Linked DNA regions of Homo sapiens: region 1 is linked to region 2. Evidence: read pairs that join two places in POLR2A ChIA-PET (ENCODE). Cell type or tissue: OCI-LY7. All regions are shown on one strand. Links, peaks and the distances in the headings refer to the core of each region. The heading gives the core; the rest is flanking DNA. Region 1 holds the start of LOC124904000 (a long non-coding RNA gene). Region 2 overlaps IKZF3 (IKAROS family zinc finger 3).

Evidence for each region. ChIA-PET counts read pairs that join two places held together with the same protein. Peaks named below come from ENCODE experiments on the same cell type or tissue, not always from the same donor. Only the 100,000 strongest peaks of a DNase experiment are listed, where the experiment ranks them.
Region 1: POLR2A ChIA-PET joins it to region 2 with 6 read pairs; 2 of 35 experiments call an interaction of 5 or more read pairs at or near these places.

What each region holds. Positions count from the first base shown.
Region 1 is chr17:39,990,769-40,003,367 of GRCh38, reverse strand. It overlaps PSMD3 (proteasome 26S subunit, non-ATPase 3), which reads right to left. Exons shown (of 12, transcript NM_002809.4): 7 at 8,300-8,414; 8 at 8,073-8,192; 9 at 7,841-7,944; 10 at 7,030-7,185; 11 at 5,988-6,038; 12 at 5,409-5,864. The coding sequence ends at 5,787. It overlaps LOC124904000 (a long non-coding RNA gene), which reads left to right and starts at 8,421. Exons shown (of 3, transcript XR_007065751.1): 1 at 8,421-11,775. RefSeq lists a silencer at 10,934-11,111. In OCI-LY7, for the core only: no CTCF peak of the experiment used is centred there; no DNase peak of the experiment used is centred there.
Region 2 is chr17:39,797,152-39,809,750 of GRCh38, reverse strand. The region is part of intron 3 of IKZF3 (IKAROS family zinc finger 3); the gene reads left to right. Among named protein-coding and RNA genes, the nearest start is that of IKZF3, 61 kb to the left of the region's middle. RefSeq lists a silencer at 8,789-8,989. In OCI-LY7, for the core only: no CTCF peak of the experiment used is centred there; a DNase peak (open chromatin) is centred at 9,010; H3K4me3 peaks cover 2,050 bases; H3K27ac peaks cover 4,360 bases.

The DNA of each region.
Region 1 (12,599 bases), core at 3,037-11,036, 190 kb before region 2:
TTTGTTTTGTTTTGAGATGGGGTCTCCCTCTGTTGCCCAGGCTGGAGTGCAGTGGCACGATCCCGGCTCACTGCAAGCTCCGCCTCCCAGATTCAAGCAATTTTCCTGCCTCAGCCTCCCAAGAAGCTGGGATTACAGGCTCCCACCACCATGCCCGTCTCATTTTTGTATTTTTAGTAGGGACGAGATTTCACCATGTTGGCCAGGTTGGTCTCGAACTCCTGACCTCAGGTGATCTGCCCGCCTCGGCCTCCCAAAGTGCTGGCATTACAGGTGTGAGCCACCATGCCCGGCCGACTCTCCATTTCTAGAAAGGTTTCTCTATAGCATATGATGCTGTTTGACATCGTTCTACCCACAGTAGAACTTCTTTCAAAATTGAAGTCAATGCTGGCCTGGAGCGGTGGCTCACGCCTGTAATCACAGCACTTTGGGAGGCTGAGGCGGGTGGATCACCTGAGGTCAGGAGTTCGAGACCAGCCTGGCCAACATGGTGAAACCCCATCTCTTCCAAAAATAGAAAAAAATTAACTGGGCGTGGTGGCGTGCACCTGTAGTCCCAGCTACTGGGGAGGCTGAGGTGGGAGAACCTCTTGGACCCAGGAGGTGGAGGTTGCAGTGAGCCAAGATCATGCCACTGCACTGCACTCCAGCCTGGGCGACAGAGCAAGACTCCATCTCAAAAAAAAAAAAAAAGAAAGAAAGAAATGGAGTCAATCCTCTCAAACTGCTGCTGCTTTATCAACTAAGTATATGTAATATCCTAAATCTTTGTTGCCATTTCAGCAATGTTCACAGCCTCTTCACCGGGAGTAGATTCCATCTCAAGAAACCACTTTCCTTGCTCATCCATAGAAGCAACTCATCTGTTCAAATGTTATCATGAGATGGCAGCAATTCAGTCCCATCTTCAGGCTCCACTTTTTTTTTTTTTTTTTTTTTTTTTGTAGAGACGAGGTCTTGCTATGTTACCCAGGTTGGTTTGGAACTTCTGAGCTCAAGTTATCCTCCTGCCCTGGCCTCCCAAATTGCTGGGATTGCAGGTGTGAGCCAGTGGGCCTGGCCTCAGGGTCCACTTCTAATTCTAGTTCTTTTGCTATTTCTACATCTGCAGTTTTTTCCTCCACTGAAGTGTGTCTTCAGCCCCTCAAAGTCACCCATGAAGGTTGTAATCAACTTCTTTCAAACTCCTGCTAATGTTAATTTTTTGAGATGGAGCCTTGCTTTTGTCACCCAGGCTGGAGTGCAATGGCATGATCTCGGCTCACTGCAACCTCCGCCTCCCGGGTTCAAGCGATTCTCCTGCCTCAGCCTCCCAAATAGCTGGGGTTACAGGAAAGCGCCACCATGCCCGGCTAATTTTGTATTTTTAGTAGAGATGTGGTTTCACCATGTTGGTCAGGCTGGTCTCGAACTCCTGTCCTCAAGTGATCCACCCGCTTCATCCTCCCAAAGTGCTGGAGTTACAGGTGTGAGCCGCTGCACTCGGCCTAATTTTTAAATTTTTTTAATACAGATGGGTTCTCACTTTGTTATTCAGGCTGCTCTTGGCCTCCTGGGCTCAAGCGATCTTCTTGCCTCAGCCTCCCAAAGTGCTGGAATTATAGGTGTCAGCCACCACTCCCGGCCTAATCATGAATATTCTTTTTTTGTTTTTTGAGAGAGTCTCACTCTGTCACCCAGGCTGAAGTGCATTGGCACGATCTCGGCTCACTGCAACCTCTGCCTCCCGGATTCAAGCGATTCTCATGTCTCAGCCTCCCGAGTAGCTGGGACTACAGGTGCGTGCCACCATACCTGACTAAGTTTTGTATTTATTTATTTATTTATTTATTTATTTATTTATTTATTTATTTTTAGTGGAGATGGAGTTTCACCATGTTGGCCAGCTTGGTCTCAAACTCCTGACCTCAGTTTATCCACCTGCCTCAGCCTCCCAAAGTGCTGGGATTATAGGCATGAGCCACCACGTCCGGCCCTAATCATGAATATTCTTAATGGCATCTAGAATGATGAATGCTTTCTAAGTTTTCAGTTTACCCAGATCCATCAGCGGAATCACTATGGCAGCTCTAGCCTTACAAAATGTATTTCTTAAAAAAGACTTGAAAGTTGAAATTACTTCTTCATCCATGGGCTGCAGAATGGATGTGTTAGCAGGAATGAAAACAATATTATTTCCCTGGTATCCCTCCATCAGAGCCCTTGGGTAATCAGGTGCATCGTCAATCAGCAGTAATAACTTTAAAAAATATTTTTTTTGGCTGAGTGCGGTGGCTCATGCCTGTAATCCCAGCTACTCAGGAGGCTGAGGCAGGAGAATCGCTTGAACCTAGAAGCAGAGGTTGCAGTGAGCTGAGATCATGCCACGGCACTCCAGCCTGGCCGACAGAGCCGACGAAGGAGTTGGTCTCAACAGTGGCTTAAAATGTTCGGTAAACCATGCTGGGAACAGATGGGCTGTCATCCAGGCTTTGTTGTTCCATCCACAGAGCACAGGCAGAATAGATTTAGCATCATTCTTAAGAGCCCTGGGATTTTCGGAATGGTAAATGAGCATTGGCTTCAACTTAAAGTCGCCAGCTGCATTAGCCCTAACGAGAGTCAGCCTGTCCTTCGAAGCTTTGAAGCCAGGGATTGACTTCTCTTCTGTAGCTATGAAAGTCCCAGGTGGCATCTTCTTCCAATAGAAGGCTGTTTGTCTACATTGAAAGTCTGTTTTTGAGTGTAGCCACCTTCGTCAGTGAGATCAGCTAGATCTGATGGATAACTTACTGCAGCTTCTCCATCAGCACTTGCTGCTTCACTTTGCACTTTTATGTTACAGAGACGGCTTCTTTCTTTCAACCTCACAAAACAACCTCTGTTAGCTTCTGACTTTTCTTCTGCAACTTTCTCACCTCTCTCTGCCTTCAAAGGATTGAAGAGAGTGAGGGCCTTTCTCCGGACTAGGCTTTGGCTTAAAGGAATGTTGTGGCTGATTTGATCTTCTTTCCAGACTCAAACTTTCTCCGTATCAGCAATAATGCTATTCTGCTTTCATATCATTTGTGTGTCCACTAGAGCAGCACTTTTAATTTAATTTATCATTTTTATTTTTTATTGTTTTGAGACAGAATTTCGCTCTGTCACCCAGGTTGGAGTGCAGTGGTGCGATCTTGACTCATGGTAACCTCCGCCTCCCCACTTCAAGCGATTCTCCTGCCTCAGCGTCCTAAGTAGTTCGGAGTACAGGCATGCACCACCACGCCCAGCTAATTTTTTGTATTTTTAGTAGAGATGGGGTCTTGCCATGTTGGCCAGGCTGGTCTCGAACTCTTTTTAAAACATTTTTTTTGAGACAGAGTTTCGCTTTTGTTACCCAGGCTGAAGTGCAGTGGTGTGATCTCGGCTCACTGCAACCTCTGCCTTCCGGTTTCAAGGATTCTCCTATCTCAGCCTCCCGAGTAGCTGGGATTACAGGCGCCCACTGCCATGCCTGGCTAGTTTTTGTATTTGTAGTAGAGACGGGGTTTCACCATGCTGGCCAGGCTGGTCTCGAACTCCTGACCTTGTGATCTGCCCGCCTCAGCCTCCCAAAGTGCTGGGATTACAGTTGTGAGCCACCGTGCCCAACCTGGAGCAGCACTTTTAATTTCCTTAAAGAACTCCCCCTTCACAACTTGGCTACCTGTTTGGTGCAGGAGACCTGACTTTTGGCCTCTCTCAGCTTTCAACATGCCTTCCTCACTAAGCATAATCATTTTGACCTTTTGATTGAAAGTGAGAGATGTGTGATTCTTTCTCCCTTTTTCTGTTTTCTTGTTTTGAGACAGGGTCTCACTGTCGCCCAGGTGGGAGTGCAGTGGCAGGATCTCAGGTCACTGCAGCCTCTGCCTTCACCTCCCAGGCTCAAGGGCTCCTTCCACCTCAGGCTTCCTAGTAGCTGGGACTACAGGTGCGTGCCACATGCCCAGCTAATTTTTATATTTTTTGTAGCGATAAGGTTTCATTGTGTTGCCCAGGCTGATCTCCAACTCCTGAGCTCAAGGGGTCCACCAGCCTTGGCCTCCCAAAGTGCTGGGATAACAGGCGTGAGTCACCAGGCCTGGCCAATGACTCTTTCTCTCACTGGAACACTTAAGAGGCCATTGTAGGGTTACTAACAGGCCTAATTTCAATATTATTTTGTGTCTCAGGGCATGGAGAGACTCAAGAAGAGGGAGAGAGACAGGGAATGGAGTGAGCAGTGTGAGCAGTGAGAACACACTCGACATTTATTAAGTTCACCATCTTTTTTTTTTTTTTGACAATGTCTCACTGTGTCACCCAGGCTGGAGTGCAATGGCACGATCTTGGCTCACTGGAACCTCCGCCTCCTGGGTTCAAGCAATTCTCCTGCCTCAGTCTCCCAAGTAGCTGGGATTACAGGCGCCTGCCACCACACCCGGCTGTTTTTTGTATTTTTAGTAGAGACGGGGTTTCCCCATGTTGTCCAAGCTGGTCCTGAACTCCTGACCTCAGGTGATCCACCTGCCTCGGCCTGCCAAAGTGCTGGGATTACAAGCGCGAGCCACCGTGCCCGGCTAAGTTCACCATCCTATATGGGTGCAATTTGTGGTGCCCCAACAATGACAATAGTAACATCAAAGATCACCGATCACACATCACCATAACAGATATAATGAAAAAGTTTGAGATATCGAGAGGATTTACCAAAATGTGACCCAGAGACGCTAAGTGAGCACATGCTGTTGGGAAAATGGCACCGACAGATTTGCTTGATGCAGTGTTGCCAGAAACCTTCAATTTGTCCTTTTCTTTTTCTTTTGAGACACAGTCTCACTCTGTTGCCCAGGCTGGAGTGCAGTGGCGAGATCTTGGCTCACTGCATGCTCCACCTCCCGGGTTCAAGCAATTCTCCTGCTTCAGCCTCCCAAGTAGCTGGGATTACAGGCGCCTGCCTCCATGCCCAGCTGATTTTTTTATTTTTAGTAGAGACGGGGTTTTGCCATGTTGGCCAGGCTGGTCTCAAACTCCTGACCTTTAGTGATCCGCCCACCTTAGCCTCCCAAAGTGTTGGGATTACAGGCATGAGCCACCATGCCTGGCCAAACCTTCAATTTGTAAAAACTGCAATAACCGTGAAGCACCATGAGGTGTATTGGGAGATGAAGGTCTGCAGCTGGTGATGGACACATGGTACACCTTTCCTAACAAGACCTTACCAAAGCCACACAAGTACGAAAAGAGAGTAAACCTAGGCCCCCGACCCCAGGTCAGGGTCCCTTCATCCTCCCCTGGGCACCTCCCCATCTGCAGACCCATCGCCCTCAGATTACACACCTGGGGCTAGTACTCTAAGGCCAAAAAACCCAAAATCTGAGCCTGCCAATACTGCAGTGAAGTATAGTAACTGATGCACAAAGCACTGTGGAGAACTTTTTATTGTTTAAAAATCATAATCGAAGCTTCAAAAAACATACAAGCCAAGACATCCCAGTTCTAGTCCCCCACTCCCTAAAGGAGTACACAGAACTATCCTTCCCCTCCTGCTCCCACACTGCTGGCCAGGACCCTGCCCGGGGAGGTTGCCTGCCCACCCTCCTGCCTGCTGTACAGTAAGTCACCGGCTGGGGAGGAGCCCTGGGGGAGGTCAGGGTGGCTGGCTCCCAGCACCCCCACCCCCTGCACGAATGCAGCATATGAGCTGTGTGTGGGAAAATGGGGACAGTGCCCTGGGCAGGGGACCCCCAAGGGGGAAAGAGCCTGTCCCCATTCCCCCTACCCCTCCCCAGCCCCCCAGCTCAAGGGAAGCTGTCATCATCATCTTCTGCCATCTCCTTGGCAAACTCCAAGTCCTGCTGTTCTCGCTCACGCCGTTCCTGGGGAGAGAGGCAAGTGAGGCCAAAGCTTCAGAGCAGCTCAGCCCTTCCAGACACTCGCCCGACTCCCCTTCTGTGTGGAAGTTTGACCTTTCGGTCTCACCCAGAAAGCAGAGAGCTTACCTCTGCAGACTCCAAGTCCTTGTTGTACGATTTGGGAGGAAACCTCATGGCCTGGGGCACAGCAAAGAGAGGAGATGAGCGAGGGAAGGAAGCAGGTGAGGCACTCACGCAACCTGCACTCCCTGCGTCCCCTCTGTGAGCTAGACACCAGGCAGGAAGCGGCGGGCCCCTCTCCAGTTAGTCTAGTGGGGGGCTAGGCATCAAAGGAATTATTACAGTGCCCTGTGGGAAATGCTGAAAAAAGAGGAATAAACGACCAACTCTCTTGACTGGGCAGGGAGGAGGAAAAGGAGGAACACAGTGGATGTGGCAACGGGGAGAGGCCTTCCCGGTGGAGGATTCCATGTGGGAGGGGCCTGGCCTGCACCCAGTGGGCTGGCTGCTGGGTGGTGGGGCAGGAGTGGGAGGGGAGGCTTGACCTAAGGGACCAGGTCACAAAGGGCCTTGCATGTCACGTGGAGTAGGGCTTAGCCAGATTTTAAGCAAGGCAGCAATATCCTAGTTTCCTCGGAGGAGACCAGAAAAAAACATGGCAAGCAAATAGTAACAGCGCCAAACTCAGTGCTTAACTGAGGATAAGGGCTCACCCTTTTGTGGAGCTAGATACCAGCGCCATCTTTTTTACAATTTAGACTTCGCTAAGTGCCTCAATACAGGGACTTCTTTTAATCTTACCAACCCTGTGAAGCAAGCAAGACAGGTAACACCTCCCTATCAGCTTCAGAGATGGAGAAACAGAGCTTTGAGAAGTTAAATGCCTCAAATTTGGAACCAAATGTAGAACCCCGCCCTCTGAATCCCTGCCTGGTCCTCCCTGGTGACCACATCATCCCTTAAACGCAATAGGAGAGGGCAACTGGCTATGGAACTATGGCCAAGTCCCCTCCCCATTCTGGGCCCCCTGTGCTGCAGCTCAGTGATTTTACAGAGATTGGCTGGGACGTGGGCCACAAATTAAGCCAGTCTTCTCTGAGGAATCCATGAGTGTGGAGGGAGGGGTGTGCTGCTGCCAGGCGTGACTCTGCAGCCACGGGCTTCTCACCTTGACAGACATGTTGTGGATATCTAGGCAGAAGGAGATGCGCTGGTGGAAGGCTAGCTGGGGCTCTCGGGTGGAATAGATGTCAATCATCTCCTTGGATTGGACATAGCCCTTCTCGTGGTTGATGCTGGCCTCAATGACACCATCCCGGATGGCCTGCAGGCCCCCAAAGAGGAAAGTTCACCAGCACACCCAGCTTCTTCTTTTTTTTTTTTTTTGAGATGGAGTCTCGCTCTGTCACCCAGGCAGGAGAGTGCGGTGGTGCGATCTCAGCTCACTGCAACCTTTACCTCCCGGGTTCAAGCGATTCTCCTGCCTCAGCCTCCCAAGTAGCTGGGATTACAGGAACCTGCCACCAGGCCTGGCTAATTTTTGTATTTTCAGTAGAGATGGGGTTTCGCCAAGTTGGCCAGGCTTGTCTCAAACTCCTGACCTCAGGTGATCTGCCCATGTCAGCCTCCCAAAGTGCTGGGATTACAGGCATGAGCCACTGCGCCTGGCCCAGCACGCCCATCTTCTAAGTCAGAGAACATCTTGTTCCATCCCATTCCTCTGCCCTCCTTATATTCTCACACTCACAGGCACTATCATAAACTCAACATGTGCACACACCTACACTCACACACTCACATGCACATCCATGCTCTCTCTGGCAACTTCTTGGCTTCACTGCAAATGACGGGCACGCCCTGAAATGACTATGCCATTGCTTTACCTATTCCCCTCCTTGGCCAAACTCCTCCCACTCCTGCCTCCTGAGATTGGCAGGAAAGTGACAACCTGGTCACTGTGGTTCCTGAACCAGCCCCACCTTGGCAACAATGAACTCTGCATCTTCGGGGCTATCCAACTGCAGCTTCTGGGCGATGTCAGCCAAGGAGATTCGGGAATAGGAGAGGCTGATCATGCGTACACCTGGGAGAGGAAGGAGCGATGGGGTGGGCAGAGTGGACACAGACCCTTCACTTGCCCAAGGATACCCACTAGGTTTGCCCTGGCCTGGCTTCTGCTCCTCCAACAGCCCCTCAGATCCTGATCCACACCTGTCTTAATCACGTTGTGCCGCAGCCGGATAATTAGGGTGTAGGTCCCATCTGCTTGAAACTTCTCCCCAAACTGATCCAGGACCTGGTTGAACTTGGCTAGGTTTCCTGTCCTGACAGCTGCAGGCAGAACAGGAGTAGATTGGATGATGCAAATAGGCACAGGCATGTAAGAGGCCCCACTGAAGGGGGCCTAGTGGGCTCTGGGGTGGGGAAGCCAGCCTTACCTTGAGTCAGAAGGAAATAGGGCATGAGTGAGCGCTTGAGGGAGGGCTGGCGGAACTGCAGCCGGTCAGGGATCTCCCCCAGCAACAGCTCCACCACGATGAGAAGCTTGTGCACCTGGACAGAGTGACAGGGGAACACAGTGGGCAGGGAGCCCCATGGGCGGAAGAAGAAAATGAAATGTGGCCTAAATTCTGCCAGATGTAGTGGGAAACAGGGAAAGGGATCACTGTTTAGGCCCAGAGAGAGGAGGAAGCCCTGAAAACCTGTGCTGGGCATAGAATCCAAGCTCTGCCTTTGGAGCCGGGTGCTGGGAATGTGGCCCTTTGGTCACATTTGGTCGCAGAGCCGTCAGCTGCATTTCACCTGGCCACCCCGCGCGTAGTCTGCTCTGAAATGACAGTGCTCTAAAGTGAGGCCAGAAGGGCGGGTGCTGTGGCTCAGCAACAGCGAGGGACCAGGGCTCACAGGCCTGGAGAACGGAACGTGTGTCAGCCAGAGATGCTCATTAGGGAGGCGGACTGTTACTAGAGGAGAGGAGGTCATCAGTGGGTAGAACTCATTATCTGGGTAGAGGCATAAGTGCAGGAAGGGGCCTGGCTTCAGTGAATGAGCAGAGTATCCAGACATAGAAGGGTAACTGGAAACCTGGACCTGTCTTCCTCTACAGGACTGTGAAGTATTTCCGAGTGGTGCTGACCGTGGGTGGAGTCAGCATCGCGGAAGAACTACAGTGGAGGGAATGACGCCCCCCAACTCAGGAGTTCACCAGCAAACAGGAGGCACGGAACACAAAGCAGCTAAATCGTGGGGCAGCAAGTGTCACAGGAGACAGGGGTTACAACGGGAGTGTGTGATCACACCTACGGCCAGGCAGACCCTTCACCCTCCACAGGCACCCATGAGGCTGCCCTGTCCACTGGAATAACTCATGTGTGAGGGGAAATCCCTGGAAATGGTTAATTTATGAAGTGCCTTAAGGAGTCTGACAAAGCAGAAAAAGGAGGAGGGTCAAGGGTACAGATTGAAAAAGAGGCAGAAAAGTGTGGGTGCCTGGGGAGCTGTTAGGAAAGAGACAGTTGGGACCGCAGTCTGGGGACTATGCCATTGCCATTTTGTGTGCCAGGCTGAGCAGTATAAAGTCTGCACGTAGAACACTTGGTGTCTAGTCTCTATTCACTAGCTAGGAAACACTGAGCAACTGGGTCCTTAGTTCCTCATCTCTAAAACTACCAAATAACAATAACAATACCTAGCCTGTCTACCTCACAAGACCGTTATGATACCCTACAGCAGTGGGGAGCAATGGAAGCTTCCCAGGCAAGGGAAGGACAGAGCTGGAGCTCTGCTTAGTAAGGCAAGTGAATGTAAGCTGGGCTGCTGGAGAGGAAGATGACCAGGCAGAAGTGTCTGGGAATGTTAGTGGCTCAAACCATGGCACTGGCAATATGAAGGAACAGGCAAACACAGAAGATGTGCAGACAATTCAACAGACGACCAAGTGATGGGAAGGAGGATGGGGGAGAGTCAGAGATGATCCCAAGGCCCTGATCTGGATCGGGAAAGCAGGAGGAAGGAATGGTAAGGGGGCCAGGAGGGATCTCTTTGGGACACGCTGTAGAGAGAGACATGGGGAGTGGGAGGGGGAGCTGGATCTGCAGGCCTGATGCTCGTGAGAGGGGTCAGAGTTAGTGTTATGGGCTAAACTGCATCCCCCTCAAGTTCATGTTAGAGACCTAAACCCCAGTACCTCAGAATGGGACTCTATTTGGACACAGGGCCTTTAAAGAGGTAATTATGGTAAAGTGAGGTCATATGGGTGGACCCTAATCCTACATGACTATTGTCCTTCTAAGACAAAAGCAGGACACAGACACGCACAGAGGGAAGACCATGTGAAAACACCAGGAGACGGCCATCGACAAGCAGACGAGAGAGGCCCTCAGAAGAAACCAATCGTGTCACACTTTGCTGTTGGACTTAGAGCCTCCAGAATTGTGATGAAATCAATTTCGGTTGTTTAAGCCGCCAAGTCTGTGGGACCTTGCGGTGGCAGTGCCAGCAGAGTAACGGAGTTAGTAATGTACAGGCTGAAGAGCATCATGCAGGCGAGCGCTGAAGCTGGGAAAGCAAACAAGGTCACTCAAGGAGAGAATGAGGGTTTTACTATCGACAGAGAAGCTCTCAGAGTGCTCTGCTGAGGCCCAGGTGGTGAGAAGGAGCAGAGAGAACACTGGAGGGAAGGGGCTGGCCAGTGCACTGTTGGGGAGGGAGCCAGGGGAGACAGGAACGGCCGCCTGAGAGAGGAAGCAGCAGGGCTGGGGGTTTTCTTCCCGGAGACTGAAGCAAACAGGTGATGGGCCAAGGCTAGAAGAGAGAGGAAGGAGTGTGATGGAAAACACAGGTAGTGAAGCTGGTGTTAAGTAAAGACAGGGAGGGTGAAAATGGGCGGAGAGAGACATTCAAGTTTACAAGAGACAAGGTGGCTGCAGGAATGAATGCTAGCTGACCTCCGCTTTGAACAGGATGAGCCAGCACCGCCCTCCTCAGAGCGCTCTGTGCCACCAGCAGCACTGGCATCACCCAAGGCCTGTTAGGAACACAGACTCTCTGAATCGGAATCTACAGCTTCATCAGAGCCCCAGGTGATTCTGTAAGCTGGGTGGTGACAGGGGTACGGCAAAGGTGTGTGAGGGCAGAGGGCAGAGGGCTGGTTGCAGGCCTTCTCCCAAACATGCCTTCACTCCCGCCCTCTCTCTCCCTGCGCTCCCTCACCAACAGCCCGAGACCTCTCTTCCAGCTCTCTACGCCTTCCTGCCACTGAGATTTAAATGCCTGAAAGCCTCTCTCATGGTACATGACACATTTTATATATGTTAATTACTAGTATTTTTAGTGATTTTCAAAAGAAACTTTAGTGTCTCTCATATTGTAAGCAATCTAACATTTTGCTCACGCACCCTGTGTGTCTGAAAAGCCTTTACTCCTTGTGAAAATCCTACCCATCTTTCAAAGACCAGTTCAATTTTAATGTTTGTTTTTTTTTGAGACAGAGTCTTGCTCTGTCGCCCAGGCTGCAGTGCAGTGGCACGATCATGGCTCACTGCAGCCTCGACTTCCTGGGCCCAAGTGATCCTTGCACCTCAGCCTCCCAAGTAGCTGGGACTACAGGTGCATGCCATCACGCCCAGCTAGGTTTTTAATTTTTGCAGAGGCGGTGTCTCCATATGTTGCTCAGGTTGGTCTCAAGCAATCCTCTTGCCACAGCCTCCCAAAGTGCTAGGATTACAGGTGTGAGCCCTGTACCTAGCCAACTTTTTCTTTAAGACCCTTTCTCTTTCATTATTTGATCAAAAACAAATCTGACTTTCTCTGAACTTCTGAACAGAAATAAAATGAATCTCCTACTACATTGACCTAATCAACACACGTCTCCCGTTCCCTGTCAAGACACCATGGAGGTGGATGTTGTGTGAAGGTAGGAGCAGAGGTTTGAATTTGGGAAGACTGGGTCTACATCCTGGCTACTGGGCTCTGTGACTTCACATACACCCTCAAGCTTTCTGACACAACATTCTTTATCTCTTTGAAATACTCTAATAATAAGAAATACCTGGCCTGGAGCGGTGGCTCACGCCTGTAATCCCAGGACTTTGGGAGGCTGAGGTGGGTGGATCACTTGAGGTCAGGAGTTCGAGACCAGCCTGGCCAACATGGTGAAACCCCATCTCTACTAAAAATACAAAAAATTAGCTGGGCGTGGTGGCAGGCGCCTGTAATCCCAGTTACTCGGGAGGCTGAGGCAGGAGAATCCCTTGAACCCCAAAGACAGGGGTTGCAGTGAGCCAAGATGGCACCTCTGTCTCCAGCCTGGGAGACAGAGCAAGACTCCGTTTCAAAAAAAAGAACCAAAAAAACAAACAAAAAAATTAGTTGGATGTGGTGGCAGGCGCCTGCCCAGCTACTGAGGAAGCTGAGGCAGGAGAATCACTTGAACTCGGGAGGCAGAGGTTGCAGTGAGAAAAGATCGTGCCATTGCACTCCAGCCTGAGTGACAGAGGGAGACTCTGTCTCAGAAAACAAAAAACGAAAGAAAAGAAAGAAAGATCACTTATTATCCTCCCTTCCTATCCCTTACAGTGCCTAATACCAAGGTTGATGCTTAAATACTTGCTGACTGACAGCTCTTAAGTGGCCAAGTTTTATGTTTACTTGAGCCACTCAGCCTTGCAGAGATTTTCTGGGTTCCTTGGCCACAGACAATACAGTTTCCAAATGTGAACATGAAGGACTAGATAAAAA
Region 2 (12,599 bases), core at 2,104-10,103:
TTCTTAATTTTGATGGAGAAAATTACAGGTGCTTCATCCATAGAAAAATGCTGAATGGAAATGTGGAAAACAGTTTTTAAAAGAATAGACATCATCTGCCCCTGACAGTTGTGTCTTGCGGTTTCTTCCAGGATCTAATCAGCAGTCTAGCAATAGGTTGACATAGTATTCAGGCTTAGAATTAGGAAAATTACATTTGGAAGTGACTAATAACACAGTACTTTCAAAGCTTTGGATTTTAAAGCGTCACACACACAGCAGGTGAATGAAGATGTCAGAGCCAGGCCTAAAGGAGCACCCTGGTAATCCAGCCCTTGGTGTATAACCTTCAAACACCAATAAACAAGATTATCTGGGTTTAACATGTGACCTTTCTCATTTTGACTGGTAGGTCCAGATGTTTTCTCGTTTAGCTGCCTGGTTGAAATCTGCTTTAACTGACTGCATTTGGATCTAGATTTGAGGTTGCAGGAATGACAGTCTTGAAAACTACATTCTGCACTGGGTGATACTGTCTAAACAGTAACATATGGAGACCTATGGTTTAATAACTAAAAATAATTTGTGACCTTACCCTTAATAGATTTGCTAATTATGTCAACTGAATAAGTAAAAATGGGATCACGATAGATATTTCACTATATTCATCAGTCTGGTGGCATTAAAGACATTGACAAGATGTGTTAGAACCAGCCTTTTCTGCACCTGCGTCTACAGAAGCAAAAATCTCAGCCAGGGCCTTTGTTATCCTTTCTTACTCCTTAAGTAATTTCATAGCAGCCCTTGAGAAAATAGGAAAGGCTCTTTGTTAACTTCTGTTAAGTCAGCCTAGGCTGTGGTCATACCTCCCATCCACCGACATTTGAACAAACACTACTTAATGGTCCATTATTACTCTTTTCATTACTTGGAGCCCAGAACTCTCTCTTGCATTTTTATATGACCTATTCCTTACTTACCATCAGCTTGATTTTCCGGTTCTAGTCCTTCAGGTTGTACTAGTTCTCTCTCTCTCTCAGACTGTAAAGAAAAGATAATTCTTTATTTTCTTATTTTGTCTTACGAGAGAACTCACATTCCTGAATGAACCCTCAGTGAACTTCCCCAGGTGCATTTATATCACTGCTGCTTTGCAGTCCAGAGATAGTGCTCATTAACTAATTAATAACCACAGCCTAGTAAAACACACTAAATTATTAACAGAACAGAAAGTGAGACAGTATGGTCCATAAAAGCACAAAATATAACAAAGAAGTAATATATCCTTATGTATCTGGATCCTTATGAATTTTAGCCCAATTTAGAAAGAGCAAAAATCAGTAGTTAGGTATTTGTCTGAAATCGATAATAAAATAACTAAGTATGGGAAATGTCCAATCAGGCCAACTCTTTTATACTTGATTTTTTAACCTTCCTTTCCTACTGTCAAGTAGCGGGTGCCCTTGTGTTTTTCAACAAGCTAATTCTTGTTAATTTTGTTGAAAGGGAATGAAATCAGTTGTACAGGAACAAAAGGAGTTAAAAATAGTCTTCTGAGCATTTGTCATATGGAAGTAATCATAGCTCAGAAACTATACTTACCATGATGCTTCTTGTAATCATTGGTGAATGGGTAGCTAAACATTCCCATTTTGAGACAGAGTCAGTATCAGAGTCAGTATCAGAGCTATCAATTTTATTTTGTTTTGTTTATCTGTATAGATTTCTTTTTAAAACAGCTTTAATGTGGTTATAATTTACATACTTTAAATGTTCAATTCAATGACTTTTCTAGTAAATTTACAGAGCTGTACAACTACCACCATGTTTTAGAACATTTCCATCACCCTAAAAAACCCTTTGTACTTGTTTGTAGTTGATCCCCATTCTTGCCTGCAGCCTCAGGCAACCACTAATTATTTCTGTCTCTAAAGATTTACTGTTTCTGGGTATTTCATATAAATGGAATAATACCATATGTAATATTTTGTTTCTGGCTTCTTTTACTTAGCATAATGTTTTTGAAGTTCATCTATGTTGCTGCATGTATCAGTAGTTTGTTTCTTTTATTTCTTTTTTCTTAAAATTTTTGAGATGGGATCTCACTGTGTTGCCTAGGCTGGTCTCAAACTCCTGGGCTCAAGTGATCCTCCCACCTCAGCCGCCCGAGTAGCTGGAAACATATAGAGGCCCCGTCTCTACAAAAAAAAAAAAAAAAAAAAAAAAATTTAAATAGTCCCAGCTACTCAGGAGACTGAGGTGGGAGGATTGCTTGAGCCTAGGAGGTCGAGGCTGCCTAGTGAGCCATGATCATGCCGCTGCACTCCAGCCTGGGTGACAGTGAGACTCTGTCAAAAAAAAAAAAAAAAAGAATATCATTGTATTTATATAGTACATTTTGATTATCAATTCACTGTTTGGTGGACATTCAATTGTTTGCATTTTTTAGCTTCTATGAACATTTATGTACAAGTCTTTATGTGGACATAGGTTATCACTGCTTTTGAGCAGATACCTAGAATTGTTGGCTTGTATGGTAAATTTATGTTTAATTTTATAAGAAACTACCCCTATATTAGTTATTGATTGCTGTGTGACAAATGACCCCAAACCCTAGCAACTTAAAACATATTATCTCAGGAATACAGGCACAGCATATCTGGGTCCTCTGCTTCAGTCTCTCCCAAGGCTGCTAACAAGATACTGACCTGAACTGTGGTCTCATCTAAAGACTTGACTAGGGAAGGATCAGTTTCCAAGCTCACTCATGTGGTTGTTGTCAGGATTCAGTTCCTGAAGGCTGTTAGACTGAAGGCCTCGTTTCTTCACTGGAGGTTGGCCAGACACTGCCTTCAGCTCCTTGCTCTCCAGCTTACTTCATCTGAGAAGCTTGCAAGAAACACCACAGAGAGAAAGAGAGAGAGAGATGGAAGTCACAGTCTTTTATAACCTAAACACAGAAGAGACACCTTCCATCACTTTTCCATGTTTTTTTCATTAGAAGCAATCACCTAGGTCCAGCCCACACTGGAGGGGAATATTACACAAGGGTGTGAATGCTAGGAGCCGTTTTAGAAGGCTGCCCACCATACTGCCAAACTGTTTTCCAAAATGACTGTATCATTTTACACTCCCACCAGCAACGGATGAGGGTTCCATTTTCTTCACATCCTTGCCAGCGCTCTTTATTGTGTCTTTTTTATAGTAGCCATTCTAGCAGGTGTGAAGTGGAATCTCATTATGGTTTTAATTCACACTTCTCTAATGACTGAGGATGATGAGCATCTTTTCATTGGTCTGTTGTCCATTCATATAATTTCCTGGTGAAATGTTAATTCACATCTTTTGTGCGTTTTAAAAATTTTATTTATTACCTTAGAAAAGCTAAAGACTACTTTCGTGCATTTTAAAATTGGATTATTTGTCTTACTGAGTTGCAGGATATTTTCATTTATGAATCATGTTTTCAGTGCTGTATCTAAGAAATCTTTGCCTGTCTCAAGGTCATGAACATATTATGTGCCAGCTACTATGCTACGCCTATATATACATTATTTTGCTTAATTTCATTACTGTAACAGCCCTATTAGGTATAGATATTATCATTACTGCAACACAAATGAGAAAATTCACGGAAGTCAAATTACTTGCTGAGGTCACACAGCTAGTTAGTACAACTTGAACCTGGGTTCTGTCTTACTCCAAAGCCCATGCTCTTTTATCAGAAACTTAAAAAAAAAGAAGTCATTCAACTCTATTTTCAGTGGAAAAAAATAAGTTAAATACCATATTGTTCCTTCCCTGTAATTACCAATACCCATCCAATATTACTTGAATATTGTTAGTAGAAACCTCTCTGTGATCATTAGAAGCTGCTGTTTGAAATAGAAAGGACATAGATTGCAGTTTGTTGGCCAGATTCTATTCTAGTTTTATTCTGCCAGACAATATTCCCTCTGCAGTTTCCAGTAGAGCTAGGATGCATCTTTGCTTGCAGCCTTGAAGTATGTTACTGGGCAGCTGTTAAGCAGTTGTTACACTTTATCCCCAGGGATGAACATGTTCCAGTGACAAGATAGCTCATTCCCTTGTGTGCTTTTAATGTTGTACATTCACCCAGGAGAAGTCAGTGCTGAGTTTCTTCTATTATTTCTCAGTGCTCTAATTCCATTATTTGAGAACCAGGGAAGAAGGAAGGGAAGAACCAGAGATGGGTAAAAGTCTAAATAATATGTTACAGATGGTAAATGTTAATTTTTATTTTGTATTTTAATGTAATGCTAAAAAGAACAAGAGTCTTCTAATTCTTAATCCTTATACTCATTTCCTTCTCATCCAAGAATCCTTTATACGCTTTGGGTCTGATTGTTATACCTTGAGTTAGAAATAACAATTTATTTTTTCCCTCTGTCTTCGGCTAATATGCTAGCTTTAGGCAAAATTGCAATCTGTACAATTTTTAAAAACACTGTCAACCCTAATTTTGTACTTGAAGCAAATAATAGTATAGTTGTTCACGCTTTCCTTTCCTCCTTCTTATCTTCTTTCCTTCCTTACTTCCTTGTTTGTTTGGTAAGTAGTCACTGAGCTCTGTATCAGTGCTAAATGTTGATAGAAGCAGCATAATATACAGACGTTGACATCAAACAGCCACTATGTAGAGAGGACAACGGGGAATATTATAGGAAAAGCGGAGAAGAAATGGGAGAGATAAGGAGCTTGTTTGCAACTTGTTGAGTGTGAGATAAGTGTTGGAAATTCAGGAAGTGATTGTACATGTCAGGAAGTATATGTCTATGGCTTTCCAGGTCTACCGGAAATAAAAATTTGAGAGTCAACAGCAATAAAAACTTGGATCAGGAGACAGAGTATGTAAAGTGAAAAGGCAAAAGTTTCAAGAAATAGGCCCTAGGAAATAATTCACATCTAGGAGATAGAGAAAGAGGAATAAACAGAGGATATAAGTAAATAAGTGAGGTAGGAGTAGGACCAGCAAAGAATAAGCCAAGGAAAGAGATTTAAAAAGCAGGGACTGGCCAGTGGCATCCTATTGCAAAATGGTGGAGCAGGAAGGGCAGAAGCCAGACCACAATGGGCAAAGAAGTCAACTAGATGACTGGCTATCACTGTGGGCCATGGACCTTATTCTGATGCATTAAGAGAAACTACATACTGCATGACAGCATCAGAATCTTGTAGACAAGTTAGGGGTCTATTGTGATCTACTACTTCTTCTCTGCCTGGCCTAGTTATCATCACTAAATTGGTTCAGGCTGCCCAAGAAGTTCATTCATTCATTCATTCAATTTCTTTTTTTTTTTTTTTTGAGACAGAGTCTCGCTCTCACCCAGGCTGGAGTGCAGTGGAGCTATCTTGGCTCACTGCAACCTCTGCCTCCTGGGTTCAAGCGATTCTCTTGCCTCAGCCTCCTGAGTAGCTGGGATTACAGGCGCGTGCCACTATGCCCAGCTAATGTTTTGTATTTTTAGTAGAGACAGGGATTCACCATGTCAGCCAGGCTGGTCTCGAACTGCTGGCCTCAAATAATCTGCCCGCCTTGGCCTCCCAAAGTGCTGGAGTGTTGGGATTACAGGCATGAGCCACCACACCCGGCCCATTCATTCAATTTCTAAAGTAACGAGGCCCTTGTTAGGTTCTGGGGACACAAATATTATTTAAACCTGGTCCCCACCTTGAAAATACTCCTAGTCTATATGGGAGATAAATACACTAATTGTGATATAACACAAAACATGCTATATACACCAAGAACTACTTATGCTCTGGATATAGAAGACTTTTTCATTCCTTCCTTTACCTGTGACCCTGAGTTTGGTATTGTGACAGTCAGAATGTTTTTTAGCCAATTGTATTTGGATGACAGTTTTTGAATTTTACTAAGAATTGTATTTTAACATGCTTTAAACTTTTTCATTCCTGTTTTTAAAAAAGATAGAGTGGCTGGGCGCGGTGGCTCACGCCTGTAATCCTAGCACTTTGGGAGGCCGAGGTGGGCGGATCATCTGAGGTCCAGAGTTCGAGACCAGCCTGACCAACATGGAGAAACCCTGCCTCTACTAAAAATGCAAAATTAGCAGGGCATGGTGGTACATGCCTGTAATCCCAGCTACTCCGGAGGCTGAGGCAGGAGAATGGCTTGAACCCGGGAGGTGGAGGTTGCTGTGAGCCGAGATCGCGCCATTGCACTCCAGCCTGGGCAACAAGAGCGAAACTCTGTCTCAAAAAAAAAAAAAAAAGATAGAGTGAATATTCTATGCAAGGGAATTTTGAATGAAAAAGGAAGTTTTTTTTCTTTCGGATTTACAAATGAAGTTTCTACCAGGTAACTACTTTAGTCTATGCTTGTTTAGGCAACATCTAAAACTTCAGCCTCTTTAAATGTATTTCATCCATTGTTTTTTGATGGGTAGCAGTTATTTCTCAAAAATATAAATACAAAAGAGTTTAATACATAGATGAAAATAATCAATAGAAAAAGTAATTGTTATAATGGGCAGAAATGAAACAATATACTTGTAGACTCTTTATAGTTTAGAAAGACCTTTCATACATCATGGCCTTCAGTCCTCACAATTCTAGATAAAGAATTATACCTGGCCCCATGACATTTGAAGAGCTTAGCCCAGCTGAGCAGCTGGAACCTTACCTACTGCTGATGTATAGTGTATTTCTGTTGTAAAAGTAGTAAATCTCCTCTTCTTCTAATGGGGAAGCAAAGAATTGCACTGAAATTATTAAGCAAAATTATTTTTATTATTATGCCCATGAATGAGCTATTTGATAGTCAGATAAGGCAAAAATTAATGTTATTAGTAAAATTGAGGGTAGTTCCTTTGCAAATGAAACTTTTTACATGCTAATGCTCTTGTGTTTGAAGTGATGTGATTTACTGATGGCCAGTTTAGATTCTTTTTTTTTTTTTTTTTTGAGACAGGTCTCATTCTGTTGCCCAGGCTGGCTGGAGTACAGTGGCATGATCACAGCTCACTGCAGCCTGGACCTCTCCAGGCTCAGGTGATCCTCCCTTCTCAGCCTCTTGAGTAGTTGGGACTACAGGCATGCTGTATTCCCAGCTATTCCCAGGTATTCTACCATACCTGGCTATTTTCTCATGACTTTAATTTTTTTTCTTTTTTTTTTTTTTGAGACAGGGTCTCGCTCTGTCTCCCAGGCTAGAGTGCAATGGCATGAACACAGCTCACTGCAGCCTTGACCTCCTGAGTTCAAGGGAATCTCCTGCCTTAGCCTCCTATGTAGCTGGGACAACAGGCACACACTACCACATCCGGCTAATTTTTTGATTTTTTGTAGAGACAGGGTCTTACTTTGTTGCCTAGGCTGGTCTCAAACTTCTGGGCCCAAGCGATCCTCCCACCTCTGCCTCCTGAAGTGCTGGAGTTACAGATGTAAGCTATTGCACCTGGCCAAAAATGTATTTCAATGAGAACTTAAATCTATAGAATTTTATCCAAACCTGTATTGAGATATCAGTATTTCATCTCTCTTTTTTTTTTTTTTTTTTTTTTTTTGAGATGGAGTCTCACTCTGTCACCCAGGCTGGAGTGCAGTGGTGCGATCTTGGCTCACTGCAAGCTCCGCCTCCCGGGTTCACAGCATTCTCCTGCCTCAGCCTCCCGAGTAGCTGGGACTACAGGTGCCCGTCACCATGCCCGGCTAATTTTTTATATTTTTAGTAGAGACAGGGTTTCACCATGTCTTGATGGTCTTGATCTCCTGATCTCGTGATCCGCCTGCCTCAGCCTCCCAAAGTGCTGGGATTACAGGCGTGAACCACTGCGCCCTGCCAGTATTTCATCTCTTGTTAGCCTGATTTACCTTTTCCAGTTTTTTCCTAATTTAAAAATAGGCATTTTCAAAATTAACAGACGTCCATTATTTTAAATTTTAAAAGAGAAAAAAAGAAAACATAATAGATTTTATAAATCAATGACCAAAAGTTTAGTTTGCATTGAAGCTTTATAATTTTACTGGTTAGCAAATATTAAAACTTTCCTTACTCTTTAGTTCTAAAAATATCATCGGTTTCTCTCTCTCATTACTTTACATGCAAAAATGTAAATTAGAAAATGAAAATGACCCATCGTTTCAGTGTTCTTCTTCCTAATACAAAGAGGTCATTGTGGGAGAGAAGTATAGACATTAATTTTATAAGGAAAACTGTTCTAGTTCATCTGTTTGTGCTAGATTGGGCGACAGTAACAAACTTTGTAGACTGAATACCTACAATACATATATTTCCCATTTTGCTCTTTAGTGCTTCAAGCTTCTAAATCCTATTAACAGCTGTCAAAACCTGGTAAACTATTTAGATGCTTTCACAATTTGTTTAATTGGATAGTTAGAAAATGGCGTGCTAGAAAAGCCCCCCCCCACCCCCTTTCTTTTAGCCTGGCTGAACATCTGTAGCATTAGGGCCTCATTATCTCTGAATTGGCATAGCAAATCAGTGGCATCATTAAAATGCCACATTAAGATGATTAAGCTTCTTTGTTATCCAGTTGACTTTTGCATTTGCTGAAGATTTCATGGTTATGACCCCCGATCCTTGTAAAACACTTAAATAACATCACCCTTTTGTGCCTTCCCTAACAGCCTCTATCTTGTTTTGTCCCTTCTCACAATATCTCCGGCAGACCTGAGGATATTACTTCCAACTTTGTCCTTCGTAGAGTTGGATTCTGAGATCTCATAGTTTAAGGTGGAAATTCAGAATCTCTTTTTTCCACTGGGAAATTCCTAGTATCAACATGCTCTCCAAGATACCCAAGTTGTCTATTCTGTTTGCCATCTTTGATAGGTTCTTCTCTCCAACTGAGCATTTTATGTGCCTGTAAAAACAAACTGAGGCACAGTTGGCTGAGACTGCTATTGCCCCTGAAGGATTTAGATGTTGGATCCTTTCCAGGACCCATTGTTTTTGCAGTGTCTCAGGTGAAACCAAAAATGTCTGCTCTGGAGTACAAGCCTTTCATGTGATAACCATCACCCCAGGAAATGAAACCATGTGCATCAGCCCCAGTGAGCCAAACCTTTGTTCTCTTCAGCCTACAAAATTCTCTCTGGGGTGTGTGTGTGTGTTCGTGTGTGTCATCTTCCTAAGAGGCCTGAAAACATAGACAAAGATGGGAGCAATTGTACCCTAGAGTAGCTCCTTTAGAAAGTTTAGTTTAATCTAATTTCCTATGGGTTAGATTCAATTTAGACATCTTTTCCCTGCCTCTGGGAATGTATAGCAATTACCTTTATCAGCAATTTGTGGTTTGGTATATTCTTTTCTCCACAAGTTCAGTTATAAAAAAGGTATTCAGGAAGCCTTTAACTTTTTTTATTATAAAATAGATCATATGTACAAAAAGGCAAGTATAATTACATGTATAGATTAAAGAATAATAAGAAAACATCCATACACCCACCACCTGACTTAAGAAATAAACTTTCACCAGTGTCTATGAGGCTTCTTGATAGTCTTCTAAGTGTCAACTTAAGATGTATGTCTAAGAAACCTGATATATATTATAAGAAGATTAGAATTTACAAAACCAAAACATGAGATTATTCATACTATAAAAGGTTTATTCACTTTACAAAAGACTTCAGGATACTATCAGGCAGTTCCCCAAATATATTCAAGTATTTGTTGCCAGGTCTTTAAGATTTTCTGCCTTTATTAAATGAACGGGTGTTGCCAGTCACTGACAACTGAAATCAGGGCAAAATAAACATTTCTGAATGTAGAATGTTAATCAGCGGGACAGTGTTATTGGTTTTGCATGAAACATTTTATGAACACATCAACTACATAAAAGCGGATCTGTAGCAATGTAATTATATCATACTAAATATAAAGCAGAATAAGACGGATGTATGAGAACAAAGAAACATAATTTTTTTTCTAGTTAAGGGTATCAAGGAAGACTTCATGGAAGAAGTGGCATTTAAACTGCATGTGGAAGTTTGAATACACTATTGAAATGGTAGAAGGATATTTTAGGTGTGGGAAAGGCTGGAGAAGAGGCTTGAAGAACTGTGATTAGTCATGTTGCTGCTGTGCTTCTCAGACTTTAATGTGCATAAGAATCCTTGAGGATCTTGTTAAAATGCAAATTCTGGTCCAGTAGGTCTAGGTTGAGGCCTGAGCACCTGTATTTCTAACAAGCTCCCAGGCGGTTGCAGAACTGCTTATCCAAGGACCTCACTTTGCATAGTAAAGTTCTAGTATAGAGAGAAAGGTGATTCAAGAAGACTGAGAAATGAGATGATTAAGTAGTCCTGGGGCAAGTTCTGGACAGGTGCTTGAATACCTCATTAAGGAGTTTGGACTTTATTCTATAAGCAAATGAAATCATTGAAAGTTTTAAATAAGAGTTTCTTTGCTACAGCATGATTATTCTGGCAATAGGATGCAGTATAACAGAGGTCACATGTACCGTGGGCCAGTTAGGAGGCTAATGCAATGATATATTCATACACCAGGAATTTATGGGATGTCTACTTTATGTAGGGCACTGCATCTAACTCGAGGCAGTGGCTCTCAAACTCCATTGTGCATAAGGTTTATCTGGAGAGCATGGTTTTAAATGAACATTTCCAGTCTCCACCCCCAGATTAGTAGATCTATGGTAGGAGCCCCAAATTTTCTATTTTAAAACCACATAACCTCTGGTCTTACAGATACAGGTTAAGCAGTGTCATAGGGAATACTGAGTTAAACACACACACACACACACACACACGCACACACACACACAATCTGTATAGCTTCTGCCCTCAGCTAGTTTACATATTTATTGGGGAGACTAGGGGAGGTGAGTTCATAAGTAACCCAGGAAGAAGGAGCAGGCTATTTTCCAGCTGGGTTGATCAGAGAAGGCATAGTAGCCAGGAGACAGCATATTAGTTTGACCTTTAAAAATGTGTAGGACAGTGGCCAGGCGCAGTGGCTCATGCCTGTAATCCCAGCACTTTGGGAGGCCGAGGCCGGCGGATCACGAGGTCAGGAGATTGAGACCATCCTGGCTAACACAGTGAAACCCTGTCTCTACTAAAAATACAAAAAATTAGCTGGGTATGGTGGTGGGCGCCTGTAGTCCCAGCTACTCAGGAGGCTGAGCCAAGAGAATGGCATGAACCCGGGAGGCAGAAGTTGCAGTGAGCAGAGATCGCACCACTGCACTCCAGCCTGAGAGACAGAGAAAGACTCCGTCTCAAAAAAAAAAAAAAAATACGTAGGATGTGTAGGACTTGGACCTGTGGCCATATTGGGGAAAGATCTTTTAGGCAGTAGAAATAAGACTACTTAGAAGCTCTTTAGTTAAAGATCTAACTAGTCAAAATTAATATGCCAAAGATAGGTTGGGGCCAGATCCCGAAAGGCCTTTTAAATTATTTGTTTCTGAGTTTGGACTTTATTTTGTTGGCAGTGGAAAATATTGAAGAATTTTGACAGGGCTATGACATGACCAGAGGTAGAATTTAGGAAGAGCAATCTTGTAGCAACAAACAAGACGGGCTGGAAAGGAGAAAGAAGGGAGCCAAAGAGAACAGTGCGGGGGCTACAGCAATAAGTAGATCGTGGGAAAGTCATAGGGTCTGAGAATTAGGTAATGGGCATGCAAAATACAGGAGTGGAGAAACAGATTAGAGATTGGATACACAGATAGAACCACTGAATGATTGAATGTGGGGCCCAATCAGGAGAAAGGAAAGATGACTCTAAGGATTCTAGCCTGAGTAACTGGGAAGATACCTAGGAAGCCTTCAGAAATAGAGGACTAAAGAAAGGGAGAGAGGTTACACCTGGAGTTATATATATGGAAATTAATCATATAAGATGTTAGTCGAAGCCTTAAGAATGAATGAAATTGCCATACAAGAGGGGTGTAGAGGGAAGAAAAAAGAAGGTTAAGGACAGTATTTAGGATGCAGAGGGAAGAAAAGGGGCAAGAAGGAAGCAATCAGAAAGGCAAGGAAAGAAGGTACATTTTCATTGAAGAAATAGGAGTGCAGGGGCCGGGCACGGTGGCTCATGCCTGTAATCCCAACACTTTGGGAGGCCAAGACAGGTGGATCACCTGAAGTCAGGAGTTCGAGACCAGCCTGGCCAACATGGTAAAACCCTGTCTCTACTAAAAATACAGAAATTAGCCAGGTGTGGTGGCACGTGCCTATAGTCCCAGCTACTCGGGAGGCTGAGGCAGGAGAATCGCTTGGACCTGGGAAGCAGAGGTTGCAGTGAGCCGAGATCGCACCACTGTACTCTAGCCTGGGCAACAGAGTGAGACTCTGTCTCAAAAAAAAAAAAAAAGAAAGAAAGAAAAGACATAGGAGTGCAGAAGAACAAGGAATGGTGAGTGGTCAGTAGTGTTGAGGATTACAAAGAAGTTGGAGAGAGTGGCATACAAAAAGGCTCTGAATCTAGGAATCAGGAGATTATGGTTGGTGATATTCAAGGGAGCAGATTAAGTGAATTGTGGAGGCGGAAGCCATATTACAGAGAATTCTGAGTCCTTTTTGAGGCTGTAGAGGCAGTAAGCATAGCTTACCTATGTCTTTTTTTTTTTTTCTTGAGACGGAGTCTC